Regions from separate parts of the Homo sapiens genome. Here region 2 is linked to region 1. A link is an interaction called in ENCODE POLR2A ChIA-PET data of the cell type or tissue named here. Cell type or tissue: GM12878. All regions are shown on one strand. Links, peaks and the distances in the headings refer to the core of each region. The heading gives the core; the rest is flanking DNA. Region 1 overlaps CALCOCO2 (calcium binding and coiled-coil domain 2). Region 2 has its middle 29 kb from the start of HOXB1.

Region 1 (8,000 bases), core at 1-8,000:
AGGAATTAGGTAAAATACCACTTTATAATTTCTAGGGGACCTAGCTCGTCCCACTAATTTTTCATAACTCAGCAGTTCTCTGGGCTTCTAAATTTAACTTTTGCTCTTATATTTCTTCTCTTTTCTTTACCTCTATGAATTGCTGCCAAGTTAGAAATGGATGGTAGACAGGTTCTATAGTGGGAAAGGTGGTTAAAGGAGGGGAAGTTGATGCTTAAGTCATTTTAATTTTCATGGGCCAGGTGTAGTGACTCACGCCTGTAATCCCAGCACTTTGGGAGGCCAATGCGGGAGGATTGCTTGAGTCCAGGAATTCAAGACCAGCCTGGGCAACATAGGGAGACCCTATCCCTACAAAAATACAAACATTAGGTGGGCATGGTGGCGCATACCTATAGTTCCAGCTACTTGGGAGGTTGAGGTGGAGGGTCACTTGAGCCTGGGAGGTTGAGGCTGCAGTGAGCCATGGCTGTGCCACTGTACTCCAGCCTGGGTGACAGAGTGAGACCCTGCCCCCCCGCAAAAAAAATAATTCTCTTTACATATCTTCCCTCCCCTGTCCACAAATACTCATTTCTAGACTACTTTGTCAGAAAGGTAATTTCCCAAGCCATTGTTGGAGCCCATTTCTCCCAGGAATTTTATCACTGGGAGGAAGGGAAGACTAAAGATTACTGACCTGAAAACTCAGTAGATGCCCTCCCTCCAGGAAAAGCTGGAATACTTCCTCACTGACCAAGTTCGGGTTGGCATGGTTATGTTCTAGTTTACTCATGGCCCTTTGTGTCCACAGCTTGGTAAAAAGGAGAGAAGAGAAGCCACTGCTGTTCTCATCTACTTGCCTCCTCAAACCCTTCCCCAGCCTTGGCAGAGGAGAATTTTAACCTTATTTCAAGAATGATTGAGTTCTCAATACCTCACATGCCATTGGATGCCCTCTGAGTCCCTTCTGGGAAGGTGATGAGATTTCTGAAATGGGAAACTCCATGGGGTCTTTTGCATTTTTGATAAGCAAGGAACCAAAGCTGTTCACTTTTCCAGACAGATTATTAGGTTTTCAGGTGAATGAAAATAGCTAGAATTTCCTTTGACTATACACTCAAGCCTCAGAACATGAGCTCTTTCGTGTTGTCTATATATGTGCTGTCCTTTCTTAAGCGTTCTGCTTATGAGCTAACTTAGATTGGTTGTTTTTCTTTTCTTTTCTTTTCTTTTCTTTTCTTTTCTTTTTTTTTGAGACAGAGTTTTTTGCTCTTGTTGCCCAGGCTGGAGTGCAATGGCATAATCTCGGCTCACTGCAACCTCCGCCTCCTGGGTTCAAGCGATTCTCTTGCCTCAGCCTCCTGAGTAGCTTGGATTACAGGCGCCTACCACCACGCCCGGCTAATTTTTTGTATTTTTAGTAGAGACAGGGTTTCACCATGTTGGCTAGGCTGGCCTCGAACTCCTTACCTCAAGTGATCCACCCACCTCAGCCTCCCAAAGTTCTGGGATTACAGGTGTGAGCCACGGCACACGGCCAGATTGGTTGTTTTTCTGGTAATGAAAGAGAAACTATACCAAGCTACCCCATGCCCTTAGCTGGTCTTGCCTTTCAGAGTAGCATCCATTTTCACAACAGCTTGCCAGAGTTTGAGTGTGTGTAAGGTAGGTAATGGAGTGTGAATTTGATGGGTTCTTAAGGAAATCAAATCTGTTCCTTTTGGTTTTTTGGCACCATGCCACTTGAACCAGCCATGCCAGCTGAACCAGCCATACCAAGAAGTGACTTAGCACTTGGAGATTATCATCTCCTCACCCTATTTTAGAAAAGAGAAAGCTGAGAAACAGCAGTTTCTCCAAGGGTCAACAACAAATTAAGAGGGCTTAAAAAAATAAAACATACACACTCTTAGCCCCAGAGTCACCCTTACCATTGTTTACCTACAAAGCCCCTTCCTTTTTTACTTTTTGATGAATGATGTGCATATCTTGTTAGTTCATTTATCCAACAAATACTTAATCAGTGATTACTACACCTTAGGCATTGTGTTATGTATACAATGGTGATAGTGTTGTGAAGGAAAAGAAATGGGGATAAGGTACTTGGTACCTGTGTACAATGAGGGTTTCTCTTGGATGCTATGGGAGAATGGGCAGGGAGGTTTCTCAGCTTGCAGACCCTTTATTTCCAAGTGGTCTACTGACATATGGAGGCCAGCGTATGAGGGGCAGTCCCGGAAGTCACTCTTTTTTTTTTTTTTTTTTTTGGAGATAGAGTTTTGCTCTTATTGCCCAAGCTGGAGTGCAGTGGTGCGATCTCAGCTCACTGCAACCTCCGCCTCCCAGGTTCAAGCTATTCTGCCTCAGCCTTCTGAGTAGCTGGAATTACAGATGCATGCCACCACACCCAGCTAATTTTTTGTATTTTTAGTAGAAATGGGGTTTCACCATGTTAGCCAGCCTGCTCTTGAACTCCTGACCTCAGGTGATCTGCCTGCCTTGGCCTCCCAGTGCTGGGATTACAGGCATGAGCTACCACACGCAGCACTCAGAAGAACACTCAGAACACTCTTATCTGAGTGTTCTTCATGATCCGCAAAGGACAAGTTAAGTAATTTTACACGCACAGATAAATTGGTGCTCCAGGCTTAGGACAGAGGGATATGCTGGCCTCCATATGACGGTAGACCACTTGGAAATAAAGGGTCTGCAAGCTGAGAAACCTCCCTGCCCACTCTCTCATAGCATCCAAGAGAAACCCTCATTGTACACAGGTAACAGTTTATTATAGGGAAAAATCTTGACCTAGACTGGAATGTGAACATTCCCCCACCGTTGAAAAACTCTTTTGAGCCGGGCATGGTGGCTCATGCCTGTAATCCCAGCACTTTGGGAGGCTGAGGTGGGTGGATCACCTGAGGTCAGGAGTTCAAGACCAGCCTGGCCAACATGGTGAAACCCCCTCTGTACTAAAAATACAAAAAATTAGCTGGGCATGGTGGCGTGCACCTGTAGTCCCAGTTACTCAGGAGGCTGAAGCAGGAGAATTGCTTGAACCCCAGAGGCGGAGGTTGCAGTGAGCTGAGATACCGCCACTGCACTCCAGCCTGGGGAACAGAGCGAAACTCTGTCTAAAAAAAAAAAATGGAAAGAAAAACTTTTGAGGTTTGAGGTTGAGGATGTGGCTAAACTGTGTCACAAACCAGAAAGTCAATGCATTTTTTAGTTCCTTAACTCAATTTCAAGAATAGACAGTTTAGTGCTCCAAAGTCCTGTTGCCTTCTTTATGAAAAAACTGACTTCTGGGGAGTTGGAAGAGCAGGCCTGGTTGCTTAGACTTCAAAGTAAAACCAGTAAATAGATAGGATGGGGCTAGAATAAGTATTATGGTTGTTTGGGAGGTCTTGTTTTTTTGGTTATTGTACTTATTTATTTTTAAAAATTATATGTGTGCCAGCCGGGCGCGGTGGCTTACATTGAAGCAGGAAGAGCCACAGACAAAACTCCTCAGACACCGAGTTAACGAAGGATGGGGTTTATTAGGCCGGGGGCATCAGCAAGACTCCTGTCTCAAGAGCTGAGCTCCCCGAGTGAGCAATTCCTGTCCCTTTTAAGGGCTAACAACTCTAAGGGGGTATGCGTGAGAGGGTCGTGATCAATTGAGCAAGCAGGGGGTACATGACTGGGGGCTGCATGTGTCGGTAATTAGATCGTCACAAAACAGGATAGGGATTTTCACAGTGCTTTTCTATACAATGTCTGTAATCTATAGATAACATAACCAATTAGGTCAGGGGTCGATCTTTAACTACCAGGCCCAGGGTGTGGCGCCGGGCTGTCTGCTTGTGGATTTCATTTCTGCCTTTTAGTTTTTACTTTTTTTTTCTTTGGAGACAGAAATTGGGCATAAGACAACATGAGGGGTGGTCTCCTCCCTTAATGTCTGTAATCCTAGCACTTTGGGAGGCCGAGGTGGGCTCATCACGAGGTTAGGAGATCGAGACCATCCTTTCTAACACGGTGAAACCCTGTGTCTACTAAAAATTCAAAAAACTGGCCGGGCATGGTGGCAGGCGTCTGTAGTGCCAGCTACTCGGGAGGCCGAGGCAGGAGAATGGCATGAACCTGGGAGGCAGAGGTTGCAGTGAGCCGAGATCGCGCCACTGCACTCCAGCCTGGGGGACAAAGCGAGACTCTGTCTTAAAAAATATATATATATATAACAATTACATGTGTGCCTGTATGTGTACACAATCTTCCAGCATATACCAATAGCTGAATTTGTAAGATATTATATAGTATTTGCATGTGTATAGCTCTTTCTTCATCTTCTGTGTACAACTGAAATATTTTTTTCATGTCCTAGTAAAACCCTAAATTGAGAATTACGGACTCACTAAATGTTAGACCAGCTAGTCATTTAGAAAACAGTGCATGTGATTTGTTTAAGGGGCAGGAAGTATTAGGTGTCAACAATTAAAATCACTTTGTTTCTTTTTTTTTTTTGAGACGGAGTCTCACTCTGTGTCCCAGGCTGGAGTGCAGTGGCGCAATCTGGCAATCTTGGCTCACTGCAAACTCGGCCTCCCGGGTTCCTGCCATTCTCCTGCCTCAGCCTCCTGAGTAGCTGGGACTACAGGCACCCGCCACCACGCCCGGCTAATTTTTTGTGTTTTTAGTAGAGACGGGGTTTCACCATGTTAGCCAGGATGGTCTCAATCTCCTGACATCATGATCCACCCACCTCTGCCTCCCAAAGTGCTGGGATTACAGGCATGAGCCACTGTGCCCGGCCCACTTTGTTTCCTTTATGTACTGTTTTTGACTCCAAAATGGTTTCTCTTTTTTTTTTTTTTTTTGACAGTCTCACTCTGTCCCCCAGGCTGGAGTGCAGTGGCATGATCTTGGCTCACTGCAACCTCTGCCTCCTGGGTTCAAGCGGTTCTCCTGCCTCAGCCTCCTGAGTAGCTGGGATTACAGGTGCCTGCCATCGTGCCCGGGTAATTTTCGTATTTTTAGTAGAGACAGGGTTTCACAATGTTGGCCAGATTGGTCTCGAACTCCTGACCTCAGGTGATCCACCTGCCTCAGCCTCCCAAAGTGTTGAGATTACAGGTGTAAGCCACAGTGCCCGGCCTTTTTTCTTTGCTTTGCTTTGCTTTTTTTTTTTTTTTTTTTTTTTTAAACGGAGTTTCACTCTTCTTGCCCAGGCTAGAGTGCAGTGGCATGATCTTGGCTCACTGAGACCTCCGCTCCCAGGTTCAAGCAATTTTCCTGCCTCAGCCTCCCAAGTAGCTGGGATTGCAGGCATGTGCCACCACGCCCAGCTAATTTTGTATTTTTAGTAAAGATGGGGTTTCTCCATCTTGGTCAAGCTGGTCTCGAATTCCTAACCTCAGGTGATCCACCTGCCTCAGCTTCCCAAAGTGCTGGGATTACAGGTGTGAGCCACCATGCCTGGCTTTTTTTGCTTGTTTGTTTTAATAGAGACAGTCTCACTATATTGCCCAGGCTGGACTTGAACTCCTGGCTCAAGCAATCCTCTCACCTCAGCCTCCTGAACAGCTAGGACTACAGGCATGCACTACCCTAGTTTCCTATTTCGTTGTTGTTGTTGTTGTCATTGTTATTGTTTTGAGGCAGGGGCTTGCTCTGTTGCCCAGGCTGGGGTGCAGTGGCACAATCTTGGCTCGCTGCAGCCTAGACCTCCCAGGCTCAAGCCATCTTCCCATCTCAGCTTCCCGAGTAGCTGGGACTGCAGGTGAGCACCACCACGCCCAGCTAATTTTTGTAGTTTTCTGTAGAGATGGGGTTTTGCCATGTTGCCCAGGTTGGTCATGAACTCCTGGACTCAAAAGATCCACCCGCCTCTGCCTTCCAAAGTGCTGGGATTACAGGTGTGAGCCACTGTGCCCAGCCACAACTTTCCTATTCTTGATCACATTTTATCTGTACTATAACCTAGAAAGGTGAAACACAGTGTATTATCCCCATTTATAGCTAGGGATCCAAACTTGTTTGCTGTCTTCCAAATGTGGGTTGCATTTTTCTGTTTCTTTGTTGTTACTCATGCTGTTTCCTTCACCTAGAATGCCCTCACTCAAAAACTCACTTGTCGAAATCCTAATCCTCTTTGAGGGCTAATCTAAGATTCTTCTCATTCCTTGAAGTTTTCTTTATTTTCCTAACCAGTTGCATCTCTCCCTGTTTTGAACCCGAGAGCATTTTGCACTTCTTATTCGATTCATTTGGCAGTCATTTGTATACTCCTCTATCCTCTCTATTGGATTGGGACCCTTTTTAAGGTTGTACCAGGAAAAAAAAACCCACAACTACAACAGTAATAACTATATAACTAACTATAACTAACGTCTCTTAAACCCTTTATGCAGACTCTGTGCTAAGTACTTTGTCATTCAACATGCATCAACTTTGTGTGAAGTGCCTACAATGGCAGACACTGATTTAAGGGCTGGACATCTTACATTATTTCACTTATGCCTCACAAAAAACTAAATGGGGTAGATGTTATTTTTAGCCCCAATTTACAGATAAGGAAACAGGCACAGAGCCAGCAGATTATATAAATTGCCCAATGCCACAAATTTAATAGGTGGTGAAGCTGGAATTTGAACGCCACCATTCTAATTTAGAACCCATGCTTGTCACTACTGCATGTCAAATAATTTTCTCTCATTCCCATCCCCAGGTCCTAGCAGAGTATCTTATGTATGGAAGGTCCTGATAATTATAGGATAAATGGGATTGAATATAGAAGATGAAATCCAGAGAGATGGACTTTCCTAAAGTCATAGGGCTTGTTGGGATGAAAAATCTAGAATTTAACAGTTCCCAGCTCAGGCTATTTTATCTAGGCTGCCTTGCTTATTTAAGTCATTTAGAGAAAGGGGAACTAAAGTAGCTATAAGCCTCTGTTCATGTGAGGGTTGTGGTGCCTGTGGTGAAGAAGTTAAAGATATTGTCAGAAAATTCTCGTAGCATAGGAAGTTGTGACTGAGATGGCTCGAAGTGAAACAGAAAGCAAGTTGTGTAATCTCAGTATTTGTCAGGATTTTGCTTTTCCTGACTTGCTTTGCACAGAATGTTCCCTGGATGAAAGCCCAGAAATCACCAACATTTCAGACAATGCTTTCTGAGCCTTACTCTGTTCCACATTTCATAACAGGACCCCTACCATGGAGGAGACCATCAAAGATCCCCCCACATCAGCTGTCTTGCTGGATCACTGTCATTTCTCTCAGGTCATCTTTAACAGTGTGGAGAAGTTCTACATCCCTGGAGGGGACGTCACATGTCATTATACCTTCACCCAGCATTTCATCCCTCGTCGAAAGGATTGGATTGGCATCTTTAGAGTAAGTGGTTAATTCAGTACCAAGTGATCAGGAACTAGAGGTGATTCTTAGTTACCTAACTGTGTGACTCTCTGTGTATTATAAGCATTTTGTATAATATGTGTTGGCAGTTTTTAAATTCTAGCCAAGCTCCACAGCACTTCTCTCTTCACACATTAATGTGTGCTGTGGGACTCAAATTTTCATTTCAGTGTCAAGCTAAAATAAGATGGCAAATCATATAATCCTCAAATTTTGTTATGCTTTTTTTTTTGCTTTTTTCTTTTCTTTTTTTTTTTTTTTTTTTGAAATAGAGTCTTGCTCTGTCACCTAGGCTGGAGTGCAATGGCACGATTTGTCTCACTGCTACCTCCACCTCCCGGGTTCAAGCAGTTCTCCTGCCTCAGCATCCCGAGTAGCTGAGATTACAGGTAGCTGCCACCACATCTGGCTAATTTTTGTATTTTTAGTAAAGACGAGGTTTCACCATGTTGGCCAGGCTGGTCTCAAACTCCTGATCTCAGGTGATCTGCCTGCCTCAGCCTCCCAAAGTGCTGGAATTACAGGCGTGACCCACCACGCCTGTCCTTATTATGCTGTCAAAAACCAAATATAAATACTTGCTTCTTGTTGTTGAGATAGAGTCTTGCTCTGTCTCTCAGA
Region 2 (9,258 bases), core at 1,259-9,258, 340 kb before region 1:
TAAAGGGAATAGGAATGGGGTTATACATCCCTGCAAACAACCCCTGGAAACTGACATATCTAATAGATATACCCTGAAGCTGGTACTCTCTTATTTTAATTTTTTTTTAAGTTAAATAAATGAGTCAGGGTTTCACTATGCTACCCAGGTTGGTCTCAAACTCCTGGGCTCAAGTGATCCTCCCGTCTCAGCTTCCCAAAGTGCTTGGATTACAGGCATAAGCCACCACTTCCTGCCTAGTATGTCTCAGACGTAAGCCACTACTCCCAGCCTAGTACTCTCTTCCTTTCTGATCTAACTCTTAGAAAATCCCAAGGCTAGATTTCCTGGCCAAAACAAGTTGAGCAGGGTAAGGACAAAGGGAGGGCTTTCTCCCACCCATATCAGAAGACTTGAATCCCTGCCTGCCCAGATCATTATATAGAAGGAAAAAAGTCATTTATATTATACTATATTATACTATACTATATTATATTGTATTATCCCTGCCTACCCAGATCACTATATAGAAGGGAAAATGTCATTGTGCTGATTTCCAAAGAAGCTGGGCAAGGATGAACCAAGCCTCTCCAATCTTCATATGATCAAAGGCCACATTGTGTCTTGTTGCACATAGGCTTCCCTCACTCTGCAGCGTAGGGTCTGATGCGCACAAAGGAAGATAAAATTATAGACTTCTCTGTCTGATGGCTCACAGACTTCACCAGACACAAAGAGTGTTGGATGAGAGTATGTGGGTAAAGCAGCAAAACCAGCCCAACCTAAGTAGAAGAACCCCCAAATTGTGCCCACTCAGGGAGGGTAAGGATTGATAGCTTCCTTTGAGATATAGTGTATTCCTTTCATTTATATTTTGGCTTGAGATGCTAAAATGCAAGGAGGAGTGGAATAGCTGTCAAATTTACTAATGGGATCCATCTTCATAACGCAGATCTTCAGAAAACTTCTTGCAGCATAATAATTCAACTCTCCTCAGAACTTTCCTTCATTTCTGCCCTCTTGGGGAAGGGAGCAAAGAAAACTAGGCATTTCCCATTCAGCCCTGTGTCCGTTTGATGCACTGAGATCCCCTGCCTGGTTAACTTCAGGTTTTTCCCATCAAAAATCTCAGAGAGAACCCCAAACATTAGCGGATGTTAACAGGCAGTCCACAGTTACTGCCACCCAACAATCTCCTTCTGCTGACCCCTGGCTCCAAACTGGATTCAGTCAATGCGCTTGACTTTTCCCACACTTCCTGCTTCCAGTCAAAGAAAATGCAGCAGAGCCTGTTTTCCAGTGTAAGCATGTAAATTCCACACTCATCAACTTCAGGCTTTTGCAGCTGTTGGCTTGAGCCCTGCTCAGGACACAGAGAGACAGAGACAATAGAATTTGTTTTGAAAATCTGTCCTTCGAGTTAAAAAGATGGTGTCACTAATTCTTGTCTGGAGGACCTGTAATTTCAATGTTTCTGCAGGACTAGAGAGAGAAGTCACGAAGACCCAGAACGCTTCTTTACCAGTGTGCCTTGGTAATCAGACTGAGAGCTTTTGCTAATGCTAGGTAATTCTATTTGGCTCAACAAACATGTGTTGAGTGCCTACTAAATGCCAGGCACTGTGACAGGTGCTGGCAATTATTGCTAACAGCCCGTGCTTGTGTAGTATTTGGCCAGGGTTAGAGATGCTGTTAGGTGGCTGGGGGAAAAAAAAGGACTGAAGGGAGAACTGAATTCATCATTATAGCTTATCCTCTTTCAGAAAGCTTCTTAACACTACTTCAGGTGAGAAACACAATCAGCAGCACAAAGAGGTCATGTCTCAGGATAACACATTTGCATCAAGTCAGCTACTTTGTCTCCACTTCTGAATAATGGCATAGTAGGCAGAGCTTGGCATCTGGAGTCAAAAGAGCTAGGCTCAGATTCCAACCTCTCCGTTTAGTTGTGTGAGCATGGGCAAGTCGCCTGACCTCCGAGCCTTGGTTTCCAATTATATGAATTCGAAATAAAAATACTTGCCCTGTCCGGATCACTTGAGGTCAGGAGTGTGAGAACAGCCTGGCCAACATGGTAAAACCCTGTCTCCACTAAGAATACAAAAATTAGCCAGGCATGGTGGCAGGCACCTGTAATCTCAGCTACTTGGGAGGCTGAGGCAGGAGAATTGCTTGAACCTGGGTGGGTAGAGGTTGCAGTGAGCCAAGATCATGCCACTGCACTCCAGCCTGGGCAACAGAACAAGACTCCACCTAAAAAAAAAAAAAAAAGTGCCCTGTCTACCTCATAGGTAGAAGAATCAAGTGAGATAATGTAATATGGACCAGTGATTCCCAAATTTAATGTACATATGAATCATCAGGGGATGTTGTTAAATTGCAGACTGTGAGTCAGTAAGTCTGGGTGGATCTGAGATTCTGCACTTCTTTTTTGTTTGTTTGTTTTTTTGAGATGAAGTCTCATTATGTTGCCCAGGCTGGAGTGTAGTGGTGCGATCACAGTTCATCGCAGTCTCGACATCCTAGGCTCAAGCAATCTTCCTGCCTCAACCTCCAGAGTAGCTAGGACTACAGGCCTGTGCCACCACATCCAGCTAATATTTTTAAATTATTATTTGTAGAGATGAGGTCTTGCTATGTTGCCAAGGCTGGTCTTGAATTCCTGGGCTCAAGTGATCCTCCCCGCTCAGCCTCCCAAAGTGATGGGATTACAGGCATGAGCCACCAAGCCCAGCGTGCAGGCCTAACAAGCTCCCAGGAGATGCTGCTAAGGATGGCCTGTGGATCACGCTTTGAGTAGCAAGCTATGGACTGTTCACTGGTCATATGAAAAAGATGATGACACTGATTAGGCCCACCAGCTAAGTAAACATCGAAAACTCATTCAGCCCCATGAAGTCACTAGAGCTGTGTTAAACAGCCAGTGTGGTCAACAGAAGAAATTTATGTCATGGTATTTGCTTATTTAGGTGAAACCATTAGAGAATAATACCAATCTATCCAAACACAGCAGCTAGGTCAAAAATTTTTCCTATCTCTTTCAGTTAAAAACATTTACCCTGGATGTAAAACATTGAGATAAAGATCAGACAGGCTTTGATCCTGCCAGATCATATCCATCCCACTGTAACTGTCTCCTGCCACATTCCCTTGGAATCTTAAAACTGTTAGAACAGATATGCTTGAGGGTGGAGACTGCAAATCCTCCCCTGCCCTGGGCCTTCTCCAAGTGTTTGAAGACAATTTTGAGGTCACTTCAACCTGCTTCTGGGCACTGAAACATCTTCCTCTTTCCCAAATGCCTTCAGAACAGGTTTCTTCACTTCCCGAATACAAATGACGACTTACTCACACCCATAGGAATATTAATTAGTTAACATTTGTATAACTCTTATGAACTCATGGGATTATCCTAACAATGTACAACCTAGAAGAAATGAGCTTAAATCTGTTTGTCCCAGTCGCCTGCAAAGAGATGATCCATTCCTTAGAGCCTGCATGGCCAGGCCTCCAAGGGCCAAGACAAAACATATAATTAAGGCAATTATTGAGATAAACGGGAGGGGGAAATACTATAATGCAACATCCCTGGATGGGAGGCAGGATTCTCAGATTTTGGTCTTATCTTTGCCATTGTCCTGCTGATCTGGGATGGGGCTCTCCACTTTGCTAAGTAGAATTTGCCTGCTTGTAATGTACATACCGCTCGTGTGGATGGAAAGAATGTGTGAGTCAAAGGCAATATGAAGTGAAGAAAAGTAGTAAAAAGCAAGAAAGTAAATAAAACACATAGTTTTTTTTTAAGTTAACATGCCCTAGTGGTTTTTACCTGTGTTTTTCAGACAGTTGTGAGTTTTCTGCTTGTCATTGGTCCTGGAGACTTGGGTTCAGCTGGAGTTAAGAGGAATCAAGGTTCTCATCAGAGTTCCCTGAAGTCTCTGCTCCCTCCAGAACTTCCCTGGAGAGCAGCCAGCACTGAGATCTCAGCTTCTGCTCCAAGCCCATAGCTGATGCAAAGCGGAGTCTTTCCTGAAGGAGGGCGGGGAGGAGTAAGTGGCGACAGTTTATCTGAAGCTGGCGCTGGGTTCATTAAGAGACCTGGTGCAGTTTATCTGCTTCTTGTCCACGGAGTCAGCTGCTCTGAACGCTGAGTCCAGGGCCTGTCACCATCCCAGCCCTGGTGGCGTCAGGTTGGAAGGGTGTAAAACAGAGCGTCCTCTCTCTCCCCCAACCTCAATCTCCCCTTGTCTCCAACTATCTGTCCTCAAGGGGTCAGATAGGAGCTGCAATTGTAGGAAAGAAGCTAGAAGCCCTCCTGTCAATGCTTTCTGCCCTGCAGACAGTGAGGTCCTCTGAACTGATTTGACTGCTCCCAGAAAGAAGCAGCCTAGAGCTCAGTGGAGGAGGTGGAGAGAAGAGACATGGACTTACCTTTATCAAAGCCGCCTTGCCTTGAATGTAGGTGACATGTATTTTAAGTGATGCCATTTGTCCTTGTCCATGTCACATTCTCACGATGGGGAATGGGATGAACTTCTGTATTCCAGAAGGGGAGGCCCAGGGATGGTAAGACTTTCTTAATATCCCACAGCAACTCAGTGAAAGCGTCAAGAATACAACACACACCTCCTGAGTCCTGGACCAGTCCTTCCTGGGCCCTGAAGTGAGGTCTTCAGTCCTTCTTCATGCCGTTCTCATGATCACAACCAGCTTTAAAAATGAAGATGTTCCAGACCGCTCCGCAGGATAGTCAGATGGTCAGGATGTATCACACTGTGCCATCCATGCTCTCTTGCCTGGTTCTCCAAGATCATCAGCACAACAGGTGTGTCTGCCTGGGCTTAAAGGCCCAGCCTGTGAACAGGGGAAAGATCCATTCTCTGGCCAGGCTCAGTATTCCTTCAGTTCAGGACAGGTCAGTGACTTATCCAAACAACTTAAGACACCTGTCTCAGGAGGGAGGTGGCACCTTCCTAGAGCATCAGTGCATCATTCAACTATTTGGAGTAGACTCCAATAACAGAGATGATCAACTTCCTACTCTATTGGAAGAGTACCACCACCATATCTACTATTGGAATTCATTTCCAAAGGGTTATTGACTTTTCCCAGGAAGGTGGGAGACAGCAAGTGGATTTAGCCAAGTAAAGGAGAAATGTTTTTTTAATGGAAATCTGCCTCTTCAAAACTCCAAAAGCTGTCAGCCCCAAACCCTCAAAGCCCATCTCCAAATTCAGCTTCTCTGAGGGTCCAATTCACACTTACCCTTTGCTATCTGCTTGATCCATGACCCCTTAGAGTTGCTGCCTCACTCCAGGTTCAAGCACCCAGGATGTCATCAAGCAAAAGCAGGTAGAGATCTCACACTGGTCTGTAAGCCCCCACAGCCCTCTTTTCCCCCAGGAGAGAAACCAGCCACAGTGCATGCCTACATTGGAGGGTAGACTTGTGGCTGAGGGAGAGTGAACAGTTTGGCCAGAAGGTGGCTGGGCTCAAAGCCTGCACTGGCAAAGACCTAGGAAGAGTAAGACTGTGAAGGGGGTCGCTGTGCCACTTTTTGAGTTTCTTGGCTGGAAGTGTTTGGGTTTTGTTTGTTTATTTTGTAGAAACGAGATCTCACTATGTTGCCCAGGCTGGTCTAGAACTCCTGGGCTCAAGCAATCCTCTCACCTTGGCCTCCCAAAGTGCTGGGATTACAGGCATGAGCCACCATGCCCAGCGTGGCTGGACATGTGGAAAACATTTATTGTTGCTAACTCAACAAGGAAATTTTAGAAGAAACTGAAGAAGCCTCCCTCAGAGGGCAATTGTTCCTTGCCTCAAGTTCATAACTGCTTGCCTCTCAAGGGGTAGAAAGGGGAGGAGTGGATGTGTCAGGATCCTGGACCTCTGTAAGTAGCAGGATTTGATGTTGTGAGACTGCATAAGGAAAGGGCTAGGGACAGTTTGACACTCGGTCCGCTGAGCAACTCTAAACTCAAACCGGAGTCCACAGAACTCTGTACCCTCAGACTCAGCTGCCCATGGTATGTCTCTCTACTAGAGCACAGTTGTTAAGGGTTTGGGGCCCTGGAGCCAGGCTATTCCACGTTTACATTTCAGCTTGTCATCTTACAAGCTGTATACTTAATCCCTCTAAGCCTCTATTTCCTCATCTGTTAAATGGATATAATAAGAGTATTTATTTCTTGGGATTAAATGAGATCAAGTTCTTAGCACAGGGCTTGGGTGCATGGTAAGCACCCCATAAATGTTGTTATCATTAACTTTATCTTTAGAGGCTTTTAGGGAGGGGGCTTCCTCACTCTCCACTTCCAAGTGCATCCTTCTAGAATGCTACTTCTGTCCCAGTGGGCCTTTCTCTTCGTCTATCCGTCCCCCTCCATCATAAAACAAGGTTTGTCTCTGATGCCCTCTGCCAAGCAGACACCCCTTCTCTCTTAATTCTCCAAAGGCAAGAAGGACAGATGAATTATTTGACTACCTGTTTCCAAAATCTGTAAATAGAGAAAGAGCGAAACACCCTGCACACCAGATAGCTGGAAAGCAAGTCTCACTTGACCCCTTGATATAAAACCTCAGCAGCCCTCACCCCATCCAGCCCTGCTGCCCCTGGTAACTGGGATGGGGGCTCAAGAGAGGTATGTAAAGCCCGTAAGTGGCTCTCCCCGGCTCTTTAGAAAGCTGCTTATCAGGGAATGAAACACTGGCCCAAGCTTGCCATGACAGCAGGAGCTGCCTGAGAAGAGAGGCTGAGATAAATGAAGTATCCTTCATCCCCATCAGTGTGGGCCAGACAGAAACCAGGTGCGAGGCAGTGAGCCTTCATCTTCTGTAAACAATCTTCCATCGCCCACTGCAGCAGCTTGAGCCTGAGATGAGGATTAGAAGAACAGCTTCTGCAGGCCTGGGGCCTCTCAGCTGGACAGAGAGTTAAAGGGCGCACAAGATAGCTCACTGCTGGGAAGGATGCTTGAGGAAACACAGCCATTCGTCACCAGGGGGTTTGCCTGACCTGGCAGGAGAGAATCTGATATCTAAACAGTTCCCTGCGTCCCTGAAGCACTCTGAAAGTTCTCCAGCTAAATATTTGATACTGCATCAGATAACAGCCCAAAGCTCTTCCCACTAGTTTGAGAAGGCTGCTGCTACAGAAGGGAGAGACCTAGCCAGTGCTGGGCTTGGCTGCAATCATGCAGGACTTAAGGTGGGGGCATCCTAGCTCCCACCTCAAATTTTTGGTGTCCTTTCACCTTGGCCAGGTTAGGGCCAATTAAGGGCAAAGAGGTTGCCCACCAAAAGTTAGTGCTCTATAAATCCATGAAGAGAAATGGAACCTAAATCCCTTTCAAAGGTAGTTCTCTTCTCCCCACCCCACTCCACCTGCCTCCCCTACTCCTTTGACAGAGGTTTCGCTTGCAGGAGCTGAAAAAATTACCATGACCCCTGTGCTCAGGTGGTAGATGGATGCCAGGTTCCTCAACCTGAGATTACAAAACAAAGTTAAGTGCTTGAATCCCCTCAGGGAGCTGGGGACAGACAAGCCTGGCTGAATGAAAGAGCTATTCTGTTTACAATTCTTATTTTTCCAGCAGGGGGGATGAAAATGTCTCCAATTCCGTGTTTCAAGTTTCTTGTAAGATAGGCAAATGAAAGCACATTTCAAACAGTATTGCCTCCAAGAGAAAGATGTTCCCCTCTGGTTGTAAGGAAGTGAAGCAGTGGAAATAGTTAAAGATGAGACTTTGGGTTGGGCACGGTGGCTCACACCTGTAATCCCAGCACTTTGGGAGGCCAAGAGGGGGTGGATCACTTGAGGCCAGCAGTTCGAGACAAACCTGGCCAATATGGCAAAACCCCGTCTCTACCCAAAATACAAAAATTATCCAGGCATGGTGACACATGCCTATAATCCCAGCTACTTGGGAGGCTGAGACATGAGAATCACGTGAACCCAGGAGGCAGAGGTTGCAGTGAGCCAAGATCACACCACTACACTCCAGTCTGGGTGACAGAGCAAGACTCTGTCTCACAAAAAAAAAAAAGGGGCGGAGGATGCTTTGGGACTGGACACACCTGAGTTCAAGTCTCAGCTCTGATATTTACTAAGGGTGTGATCTTGGGCATGTTATGTGACCCCTCTGAGCTTCAGTTTCCTTATCTGTAGAACAAGGATACTAGTACCTAAGTCACAGGCTGGTTGTGAGGGTTAAACACTAAGACATGTGAAGAAAGCACTTATCAGAGCACCTGATACACTAAACTCTCAGTTAATGGCCATCATTGTCAGTAATGAGACTCAACCATTAAAATAAAACTTGGAGACAGGATTTATGGAAGAAAGTTTCAAAGGGGCAGATTTCAGCACAGAAAACAGATTTATTCTTTTTTGAAAAAAGTTTATTACAGAAAAATTCAAACATATACATAAATAAAAGAATATAATGAACTTCCATATACCCAACAACACCCAGCTTCAACAATTATCAATCAAGGCCACTTTTATATCATGCAAACTGCTCTAGATGGATCTAGTCCATTTTAATCTAGTTATTTTGGTCACAAGGGTAGGTATTTTCTTATAGGAGAGGGAATTCGGGATTTAGAGTCTGAAAATGTGTTTCACCTTTGATTAAATGTATGACCTTGGGCAGGTCACTTAATTCTTTTGATCCTCAGTAAAATGAAGATCTTTCATCTGTAAAATAAAATTGATAACACTGGCTACACATACAAAAAGTGTACAGGCAGTGAGATGTCTGTGAAAGAGGCTCAAAAAGGAAGCACTATGTAAACACCTGCCACTGTGTACAGCACCAGGTGTGGCTCAACAAACATTTATTGAGGTTATTGTTAAGTATTAGGTCATGCCAAAAAAAAAAGAGAAAACCCAACTCTTCAATTTTAGGTTGCACCATTGAGCTTCTCTTGTCACATTGCAAATGTGGTCACTAAGGCAACTGGGCCAGACAGAATGGATGACTCATCCTGCTCCAACCTAGTATGCACATCCTGTTGGTCCAGGAGAGTCACTTCTCATACCACATGTCCTTGTTCAATGTCAAGGCCTGGAAAATGTCAAATCATGTCAAAAGTCTCCAGTCCTATATCTCCGTGAAGGTTCAGAGTGAGAACTGCAGAGCCAGTGGGCAAGACCTGAAAATTATATTTTGAAAAAGCAGCTGTTGTGAACACAAGCCAAATCACCCTTTCAAAAAGAATTTGGAGGTAAGTCTCAGATACAGAATTTAAAGCTGCAAGAGGAGACTATAGGTGAAT

What was found. Peaks named below come from ENCODE experiments on the same cell type or tissue, not always from the same donor. Only the 100,000 strongest peaks of a DNase experiment are listed, where the experiment ranks them.
Region 2: POLR2A ChIA-PET joins it to region 1 with 5 read pairs; 2 of 35 experiments call an interaction of 5 or more read pairs at or near these places.

Annotation. Positions count from the first base shown.
Region 1 is chr17:48,834,530-48,842,529 of GRCh38, forward strand. CALCOCO2 (calcium binding and coiled-coil domain 2) reads left to right here. Exons shown (of 13, transcript NM_005831.5): 2 at 7,169-7,358. The coding sequence starts at 7,179. Among named protein-coding and RNA genes, the nearest start is that of CALCOCO2, 7.5 kb to the left of the region's middle. RefSeq lists an enhancer at 7,111-7,300. In GM12878, for the core only: no CTCF peak of the experiment used is centred there; DNase peaks (open chromatin) are centred at 617, 3,202 and 7,032; H3K4me3 peaks cover 4,435 bases; H3K27ac peaks cover 4,663 bases.
Region 2 is chr17:48,497,057-48,506,314 of GRCh38, forward strand. No RefSeq gene overlaps it. Among named protein-coding and RNA genes, the nearest start is that of HOXB1, 29 kb to the right of the region's middle. In GM12878, for the core only: a CTCF peak has its summit at 4,245; a DNase peak (open chromatin) is centred at 8,965.